Linked DNA regions of Homo sapiens: region 1 is linked to region 2. A link is a loop called in an ENCODE intact Hi-C map of the cell type or tissue named here. Cell type or tissue: sigmoid colon. All regions are shown on one strand.

The links. Peaks named below come from ENCODE experiments on the same cell type or tissue, not always from the same donor. Only the 100,000 strongest peaks of a DNase experiment are listed, where the experiment ranks them.
Region 1: a loop joins it to region 2, with 3 times the contacts of the local background. A loop is called at or near these places in 1 of 110 quality-filtered maps.

The regions. Positions count from the first base shown.
Region 1 is chrX:140,722,139-140,727,138 of GRCh38, reverse strand. The region is part of intron 2 of LINC00632 (long intergenic non-protein coding RNA 632); the gene reads right to left. Among named protein-coding and RNA genes, the nearest start is that of LINC00632, 15 kb to the right of the region's middle. RefSeq lists an enhancer at 3,300-3,801. In sigmoid colon, no CTCF peak of the experiment used is centred here; no DNase peak of the experiment used is centred here.
Region 2 is chrX:140,501,664-140,506,663 of GRCh38, reverse strand. It overlaps SOX3 (SRY-box transcription factor 3), which reads left to right and starts at 1,595. Exons shown (of 1, transcript NM_005634.3): 1 at 1,595-3,679. The coding sequence starts at 1,604. The coding sequence ends at 2,944. RefSeq lists promoters at 1,357-1,643, 1,154-1,862. In sigmoid colon, no CTCF peak of the experiment used is centred here; a DNase peak (open chromatin) is centred at 2,442; H3K4me3 peaks cover 1,375 bases; H3K27me3 peaks cover 4,773 bases.

The DNA.
Region 1 (5,000 bases), 220 kb before region 2:
TTGTGGTACATGTCTGTGTGTTTGGGTGCAGGTCTGGTGGCTCTGTGCATTCTGAGGTAATCATTTGCTTTGTGGGTAAGTCTCTGCATTGTGGGATAATGCTATAGGTAAGAGGGAAGGTCCGTGCATTGTAGAATGAATTTGAAAGTTGGGTAGAACTCCATACAGAGTGGGGCAAGTCTGTTTTCTGCAGTACATCTTAGACCTGCTGCACAAGACTATGCTGGCAGCGGGTGATGGGGAGGAAGGCAAGTCTGTGTTTGAGAATGTGAGCAGATGTTGTGTATCCATTAATTATGGAGTATATGTTTTGAGAAATGCTTATAAGTTCTTATGCAATACTTCATGGTTCTGAGAAATCTATATCTTACAAGGCATGTTTCTGTATTGTGAGGTGTATCCAGGAGGTGTGGAAGAAGCCGTATATCTTGGGTGGAGTGTCTGCTCTGATGCAATCTGGGGTGCTGTGAGGTAAGTCGCCATTGTAGGAAGAGCTCGTGATGTTATGGAATTCTGTGCATTGCTTAGGCAATGTCTACGTTGTGAAAGAGTTGTCTGTACATTGTAAGGTGTGTCTGGCCATTGGGTGACAAGTGTGAGCTGTGAATTTATTCTAAGTGAGGGCAAATCTACGTGTTGTGCTGCATGTGTTCTGGGGTGGGTTTATGCATTTTGGGATGAGTGTGAGTGTTTGGTGTAAATTTAGGAATTGTGTGATAAGTATGGGAGGTGAGTCTTTGTTCTGTAGGGTAGATCTGAGTTGGTTATAATTGTGCATTATGATGCCATTCTTTGGGGTCAGTGTATGTCGTGTAAAACGTTTGTGTATTTTGGGTGTGTCCATGTGTTGGAAGGCATGTGCGTGCGTTGTGGGGCATGGACATGTAAATATATTCTGTGGCCAGGCTGAGTGTTGCAGGGTAAATGTGTATGATATAAGGTACGTGTGGGTGCCATAAGGTAAGTCTGAAAGTAGTGAAGCGAGTCTGGGTGCTATGGAGCATGTCTTTGTGGTTTTTTTTTATTTGTGTGTGTTATGTGAGACAAGTGTTGGCAGTGTAGAAAAAGTTTGTGAATTGTGTGGCATGCCCCTGTATTGTAGGACATGTCTGTTAGTTGTGGATGATGTTTGTGTGTTTTGGGCTATGTGCGTATGTTGTGAAGCAATCAGTGTTATTGAGTGAGTATGAGTGTCATAGTGTGAGTCTGAATGCTGTGCAGCAAGTCTGGGTGTCATGGGATGTGTTTCTGCGTTGTCTGATTTGTCTGTGTTGTTCATCCTTTCTGTGTTCTGTGAGGTAAGCCTTCATGTTATGAAGACAAAAAGTTGTTTGGTAGGGCATATCTGTGGTTGTGGGCCACATCTGAGTGTTGCTCTATCAGTCCCTGTGATTCAAGGTAGGTATAGGTCAATGGGCCAAGTCTGTATATCATGGCGTAAGGCTGGGTATTTTGCAGCAAGTCTTCAAACAATGGGTATGTCTGGGTAGTGTAGGTTTCATTTGTGTGGTTCAGTGTTCATGTGTGTTGTGAGTCAAGTTTGGGTGTTACAGAGCTCCAAAAGTATTTCGTTGGGTTAATGTGCATATGATGGAGACAATCTATTTCTTTGGGGACATACCTGCGTATGCATATGGAATGTGTCTGTGTGTGTATGGAATGTGTCTATGTGTGTGTACGGAATGAGTCTATGTGTGTGCATGGAATGTGTGTGTGTGTGGAATGTGTCTGCGTAAGTGTATGGAATGTGTCTCTGTGTATGGAATTAGTCTGTGTGTGTGTATGGAATGTGTTTGTGTTTATGGAATATGTGTGTGTGTATGGAATGTGTTTGTGCGTATGGAATGTGTGTGTGTATGGAATGTGTGACTGTGTGTGTGTACGGAATGTGTGTGTGTGTATGGAATGTGTGTCTGAGTATGTGTACGGAATGTGTTTGTGTGTGTATGGAATGTGTGTCTGTGTATGTGTATGGAATGTGTGTGTGTTGGTATGCAATGTGTGTGTATGGAATGTGTGTGTATATGGAATGTGTGTGTGTATCAAATGTGTGTCTGTGTGTATGGAATGTGTCTGTGTGTGTATGGAATGATTCTGTGTGTGTGTATGGAATGTGTGTGTGTATGAATGTGTGTGTGTGGAATGTGTCTGAGTGTGTGTAATGGAATGTGTCTCTGTGTGTGTATGGAATGAGTCTGTGTGTGTATACGGAATGTGTATGTGTATATGGAATGTGTGTGTGTGTGTATGGAATGTGTGTGTATGGAATGTGTCTGTGTGTGTATATGGAATGTGTGTGCGTGTGGAATGTGTGCGTGTGTGTATGGAATGTGTCTCTGTGTGTATGGAATGAGTATGGGTGTGTGTATGGAATGTGTCTGTGTGTGTATGTAGGGAATGTGTGTGTGTATATGGAATGTGTCTGTGTGTGTGTGTACTGGATGTGTCTGTGTGTGTATGGAATGTGTGGGCATGGAACGTGTCTCTGTGTGTATGGAAGTGTGTGTACACGGAATATGTGTTTGTGTGTGTGTGTACAGAATGTGTGTCTGTGCGTGTATGGAATGTGTCTCTGTGTATGGAAGTGTGTGTGTGTATGGAATGTGTGTGTGGAATGTGTGTGTATGGAATGTGTGTGTGTATGGAATGTGTGTGTGTGTATGTATGGAATATGCCTCTGTGTGTGTATGGAATGTCTGTGTGTGTATGTGTGTGGAATGTGTGTATGTGTATGGAATGTGTTTGTGTGTGTGCATGGACTGTGTGTGTGTGTATGGAATGCATGTCTGTGTATGTGTATGGAAAGTGTGTGTGTGAGTATGGAATGTGTCTGAATGTGTGTGTGTATGGAATGTGTGTCTGTGTGTACAGAATGTGTCTGTGTATGTGTATGGAATGTGTCTGTGTGTGTATGGAATGTGTCTGTGTATGGAATGTGTGTCTGTGTGTACAGAATGTGTCTGTGTATGTGTATGGAATGTGTCTGTGTGTGTATGGAATGTGTCTGTGTATGGAATGTGTGTGTGTATATGGAATATATGTGCGTATCGAATGTGTGTGTGTGGGTATGGAATGTGTGTGTGTGCATACAGAATGTGTGTGTGTATGGAATGTGTGTCTGTGTGTGTGTATGGTGTGTGTCTGTGTATGGAATGTGTGTGTGTATGGAATGGGTAACTGTGCATGTGTATGGAATGTGTGTGTATGGAATGTGTGTGTATGTGTATGCAATGTGTGTGTATGGAGCGTGTGTCTGTTGCTATGGAAGGTGTGTGTATGGAATGTGTGTGTGTATGGAATGTGTGTGTGTGCATGGAATGTGTGTCTGTGTATGTGTGTGTGTATGTATGTGTGTATGGAATGTGTGTGTATGGAATATGTGTGTGTATGGAATGTGTGTGTGTGTTTGGAATGTGTGTATGGCGTGTGTGTATATGGAATGTGTGTCTATGTGTGTGTATGGAATGTGTGTATATGGAATGTGTGTGTGTATGGAATGTGTGTGTGTATGGAATGTGTGTGTGTTTATGGAATGTGTGTCTGTGTATGGAATGTGTGTGTGTGTATGGAATGTGTGTCTGTGTATGTGTATGGAATGTGTGTGTGTGTATGGAATGTTTGTGTGTATGGAATGTGTGTGTGCGTGTATGGAATGTGTGTGTATGTGTATGGAATGTGTGTGTGTGGAATGTGTGTGTATGTATGGAATGTGTGTGTATGGAATGTGTGTGTATGGAATGTGTGTGTATGGAATGTGTGTGTATGGAATGTGTGTGTGTGTGGAATGTATCGAATATGTGTCTGTGTGTATGGAATGTGTGTCTGTGTGTATGGAATGTGTGTGTGCACGTGTATGGAATGTGTGTGTGTGTATGGAATGTGTCTGTGTCTGTGTATGGAATGTGTGTATCATGGAACCAGCAGGGATCTTGTTGTATGACTTTCTGTAATTTGAGGTGAGTACTGCTGTATATCTGCACATTGCAAAGTTGTTCTGTATGTTTTCAATCCTTTTATATCTTTTGTGTGTGCTCTGAAGCAAGTCTTGGTGTGAGAGTGTCATGAAGTTTTTTTCTTTTCTTTTCTTTTTTTTTTTTTGAGATGGAGTTTCCCTCTGTTGCCCAGGCTGGAGTGTAATGGCACAACACTGCAACCTCTGCCTCCCGGGTTCAAGCGATTCTCCTGCCTCAGCCTCCCGAGTAGCTGGGATTACAGGCGTGTGCCACCACGCTCGACTAATTTTGTATTTTTAGTAGAGACGGGGTTTCTCCATGTTGGTCAGGCTGGTTTCAAATTCCCCACCTCAGGTGATCCGCCCGCCTCAGCCTCCCAAAGTGATGGGATTACAGGCATGAGCCATTGCATTTGTTTTGCCCGGCAAGTTTCTGTGTTGGGGGAAGGTTTGTTGGGTGTGGAGTATTTTCATGAGTTGCGGGGGCGAGTTTGCATTATGCCTGGCTGTTGTGAAGCTAGACTGGGTGATATAAGGCGTGTCTGGTTTTGTGGACTATCATGGGTTTCATGGGGTTAGATTTCATGTTGTGGAGGGAATCCGGGTGATATTTATGTATGTTAAGGATTTTGTCTGAGTGTTCTCCAGCATGTCAGACTTGTGCTATGAGGCGAGTCTTCGCACTGTAAAAGCAAGAAGGTATTTTATGGAGCTACTCTGGTGCTGGGGGGTAAATATGTGTGTCAGAAGATGATGCCTGTTACTTTGTAACAGATTCGGGTGATGAATGCTGTGTCTGTGAGGTTGTTTTTTTTTTTTTTTAACTGCAGGTGCACTGTCCAGCATTTCTCTGTTCAGTGAAGCTAGTCTTTTTCTTCTTGACACCAAAAAGGTGTTTGTGGGGACAGTGTGCGTGTTGTGTGATGAATTCATATATTAGAGGGCATGTTTGTTTATTGCGGGTATTAATTCTATCTTATCGGGCCAGTCTAGGTCCTGTGTTATGGGGTGACTCTGGATGTTATGAGGCATACCACTACACTCTGGG
Region 2 (5,000 bases):
AATTCGTGGAGAGAAAGGGGGAAGAGCCCAGCATGCAGAAGTCCCGGGATCGCCTGGTCTTGCATTAACGCTAAGACGCTAGAAACCTGGGATTCCCCCATGCGCCCCCCACCCACTTAAGATTATGCTTTCCGTTTAGTTCCCCACCTTTCCACGGGGCTAGGGATGATGGGGGGGCGAGACCCCACACCGTATGGACACCTTATTTTAGTTTCTGCCAAATCTGCCGGGATGGCTTCTCATTCCCACTCGCTACCTCGGGCTGCTCCGAGAGTTTCAAACGCTGTGCCACTCGCTTCAGCTGGCAGTGGCGATTATCGGGGTTTCCTCTCCCCGCAGCCAGAGTTCCCGCGCCGCTAGTCTTTGGCAGATAACCCAACAAGCAAGTGAATGTCCCGCTCCGAATCTCAGGAAGTCTCTAAAACAATAAAAGAGACGGACGGAATCCGTTAGCAGAGCCTGCTCCCGGGGGAGGCGGCGAGGCTGCGCGCCCAGAGTAGCGCTCAGCGGTCCCGGCAGGTGCGGGGGCAGTGGAGGGGGCCCGGCGGTTCGCCCGGAGGACGGCCTCGGCTCCGCTCCGGCCAACGTTCCCCCCTCCAAGAAACTTTTCTTTCACTCTGAGAGGCTCCGTGTTGCCATGAAAACGGATTTTCCAAGGGGCCCGACCCTCCCCCTCAGGGGCATCGGACTGGAAAAACCGAAATGGCCACAGAGCAGAGACAAAAAGGGGCCGCTAAGCGGGGGCCAGGATCGAGAGAGCGGAGGCCAGTTCACCCCCTACGTCCCACACATACTTTCCACACCACCTTGTGCGAGCGCCTCCGACAGGCTCAGGAGACGGGCGACTGACTGCTTGCCCGCCCTCCTGCAAACCCCCAAGAGCCTCACAGCCGAATGCACCCCGCAGTCCTGAAGCCTGTCTCCCATGCCCGGGCCCCTGACCCACGCTGCGTCCTGGACGCACTGGCCCTCCTAGAGAAAGATCTGGACAACCAGCGGCCAATTCCAGGGAGAGCTTCTTGGAGACGCAGCCAGGAGCACTTCCAATGAGCCTGGAGTCCCTAAGCCGGCCTGGGTAGCTGGTGGTGCCCTGCGTTCCTAGCGCTGGCAGCAGAAGCGGCCAGAAAACCTCCGTGCAGACAACGGGAAGCTTTGCGGGCTGGCCGGGGGATGGGGCGCCGGTCTGCCTTGACAGGGTTGCAAAGTTGTTTTCTAAATTCCGAAGGCGCCCCTCTGCCCCCTCCCCCCAATCTGCTTGCGTGCCCCCTCCCCCCTCCCCCCGTCACCTCCTCAGGTTTCGTTCTTTCAAACTTTTTGAAACCCTAATTGGTGGCCTCTGAGTGGGCCTCGTGGACTCCCGCCTCCTAAGTAACTCTTACCACGTCACTAGGCCAAAGAGGGGCGTGGGGTGAACGAAAGGGCTCCCCGAACTTTTTTTTTTCCAGCCAGGCCGAACGGGGGCTCGGTAATGATTGGCCAGGGCGCATCACTGCGAACCTGTCAATCACGGGTCCTCCGGGTTGCGAGGGGCGGACCAAGCCCCAACCCCGGGGAATCCGAGCAGGTATATAAGGGGCCCAGCTAGAGCCCAGGCAGACTGTGAATGCGACCTGTTCGAGAGAACTCATCAGGTGCGAGAAGCCCGCGGGTTCCTGCTGATTTGGCGCGGAGCATTTTGATAAGCCTACCCTTCCCGCCGGACTCGCTGGCCCACAGGCCCCCAAGCTCCGCTCCGACGGAGTCCCAGGGCCTTTTCACCGTGGCCGCTCCAGCCCCGGGAGCGCCTTCTCCTCCCGCCACGCTGGCGCACCTTCTTCCCGCCCCGGCAATGTACAGCCTTCTGGAGACTGAACTCAAGAACCCCGTAGGGACACCCACACAAGCGGCGGGCACCGGCGGCCCCGCAGCCCCGGGAGGCGCAGGCAAGAGTAGTGCGAACGCAGCCGGCGGCGCGAACTCGGGCGGCGGCAGCAGCGGTGGTGCGAGCGGAGGTGGCGGGGGTACAGACCAGGACCGTGTGAAACGGCCCATGAACGCCTTCATGGTATGGTCCCGCGGGCAGCGGCGCAAAATGGCCCTGGAGAACCCCAAGATGCACAATTCTGAGATCAGCAAGCGCTTGGGCGCCGACTGGAAACTGCTGACCGACGCCGAGAAGCGACCATTCATCGACGAGGCCAAGCGACTTCGCGCCGTGCACATGAAGGAGTATCCGGACTACAAGTACCGACCGCGCCGCAAGACCAAGACGCTGCTCAAGAAAGATAAGTACTCCCTGCCCAGCGGCCTCCTGCCTCCCGGTGCCGCGGCCGCCGCCGCCGCTGCCGCGGCCGCAGCCGCTGCCGCCAGCAGTCCGGTGGGCGTGGGCCAGCGCCTGGACACGTACACGCACGTGAACGGCTGGGCCAACGGCGCGTACTCGCTGGTGCAGGAGCAGCTGGGCTACGCGCAGCCCCCGAGCATGAGCAGCCCGCCGCCGCCGCCCGCGCTGCCGCCGATGCACCGCTACGACATGGCCGGCCTGCAGTACAGCCCAATGATGCCGCCCGGCGCTCAGAGCTACATGAACGTCGCTGCCGCGGCCGCCGCCGCCTCGGGCTACGGGGGCATGGCGCCCTCAGCCACAGCAGCCGCGGCCGCCGCCTACGGGCAGCAGCCCGCCACCGCCGCGGCCGCAGCTGCGGCCGCAGCCGCCATGAGCCTGGGCCCCATGGGCTCGGTAGTGAAGTCTGAGCCCAGCTCGCCGCCGCCCGCCATCGCATCGCACTCTCAGCGCGCGTGCCTCGGCGACCTGCGCGACATGATCAGCATGTACCTGCCACCCGGCGGGGACGCGGCCGACGCCGCCTCTCCGCTGCCCGGCGGTCGCCTGCACGGCGTGCACCAGCACTACCAGGGCGCCGGGACTGCAGTCAACGGAACGGTGCCGCTGACCCACATCTGAGCACCGGCCTGCGCTCGTCCACCCTTGTTCCCCACCCCCACCCCCACTCCCGCCCCGCACCCCCAAGTTGGGACGCCTTGTTTAGCTTTGCTTGCCTGGGACTGTTGCCTTGTACCGATGATGGGGAGGGCTGAAAGTTTTGCTGTAGCTGTCGGGTTTTGTACAAAAGCAAAAATAAGTCAGGAGCAGCGAAAATGGGACTTCTAGAGAGCTCTCTTGCCCCACGCCGCTGCTCCTTTCACCTTTGTAGGCTGGGAATCGCTGTGTTATTTGCAAAGAAAAAACAGCCCCCACTCCTCCTCCTGAGTTCCAGGGTTATTCTGTTACATTTGAAAATGTTGTCTTGTTAGTTTGCAGTTAGCCAAGGAGTGAATGGGAGAAACATAGTATCGGGTGAGGCCAGCTGGAGAACTGCAACGCCTACGCCCCCAGTCGTGTCGCGTCTGTTTTCCTCGTGGTTTTTTGGGGCGCTGACCGCTCCAAGCAGCGCGGCAGCTAAAGCCAATGTTAATTTATAGCCAGGTGTGCGTGTGTCTCCCGCCTCGCCGCCCCTGGCCGCGGGACAGCTTCTGTCCAATCATGTTGAGTTGGTGATTTCTGCCGTGATCTGTTTGATATTTCTTCGCGCTAATGTGTTCAGATTTCGTTTGGGTAGTGGGGAGGGGCTACTTTGTTTCAGGGTTTTCAAGCTTTTACTCTTAATTCCTAAATGAGATCAATAAATTTTATAACCAACATGATGGAGTCCTGATAATTTTGCGGCCCTGAAACTTTTTTGCAGGTTGGGGAGGAACCAACACTCGGTTTTACAACTGAGATCCCATCCTAGGGGCGGGGTGGGACCTGGGGGGAGGCAAGCATAATCTGAAATGGTTTCCTTTTAACTACTGGTGATCCACCATACACCAGCTTCCAATATTCTCAACTGAAACTCGGAACAGAGTTCCGAGTCTTCCAGGAGCGTCTCCCGAGAGCGGGCACACAGTAGTAGCTAATGCGCAGAGCCCGCGGCCGCGCACTTGTTGATCGCAGTGAGCGTCTGCTGAAAGTGTCTGCTGCCGCAGCCACGCGAGGCGGGGCTGGAAAGGCGCGGCCGCTGAAACCGACCAAAAACGGGGCACTTTTACCTTTGTGCACTGGGGCGGGAAGACATTTGAGCCTAGCTGAAATATTTACAAAACGAAAACCCTTCGGAAATCTCGATGATCCTATTAAAAATAAATGGTTACAGGGATCCCCAGCAGGAAACAAATACGTTTCAACCCTGGTAGCTGAACCGCCGGAGTCAACATTCAGCGCTGGAAGATTTGGTATTAAAAAGTACTCCTTAGATTTTCAAAGATCTCCGAAACTCCTCCCAGGCGTTTTGTTTTTAACATGTCAACTCAGTCCACCTATTTGTTTTCCAGAGAAGGCTCCTTTTCATCCAGAGTCTCGAGCCCGCTTTCTACTCCATCCCCCTCCCCACTCCATCCCCCTCCCCACTTTCCTCCAGTCCCTGACCCTTGGCCATTCCACTGTGCCCCCCGAAGGGCCTTTAGTTTCGCGCCCAGCCACACGGCCCCAGTGTATCTGTTTGGGGCCTAGGAAGAAAACAAATAGAACCAGTGTTTTTTTACCCCCTCCTCAGCTGTTTGAGGTGATTTCCTTAATCCCTTTAATCCTGTTACCTCGCTATCCCAGAATAACTAAACTCAGCCTTTCCAATAAGCTTGGCCTGGTGCACTGTTTTTATCCTCATCCACTACTGACCACAGGTTTCTTTGCTTGAGGTCCGCTGGGACCCTAGGCGACAGAGTCTCCCGTAAATTGGTCCGAATTCCACATTTCCAGCCGGCTTCCTTTGTGTGGGCCAGTCATTCACCTGCGGGCCGGGGAGGGCCTGGTGGGGGGGTGGGGAGGGGGCTTTCTGAGGCTTCGGGGGTCGTGCCCGCTTTTTACACATCACTGCGGATCCTGGAGACTAAACCCACTCCGCCTCTTCAAGAAAGGTCGGGTCTCCCTGGGAAGGCAGCACCAGCCCCCTAAGACATTTCCACTGCCAACCCTCACCCCC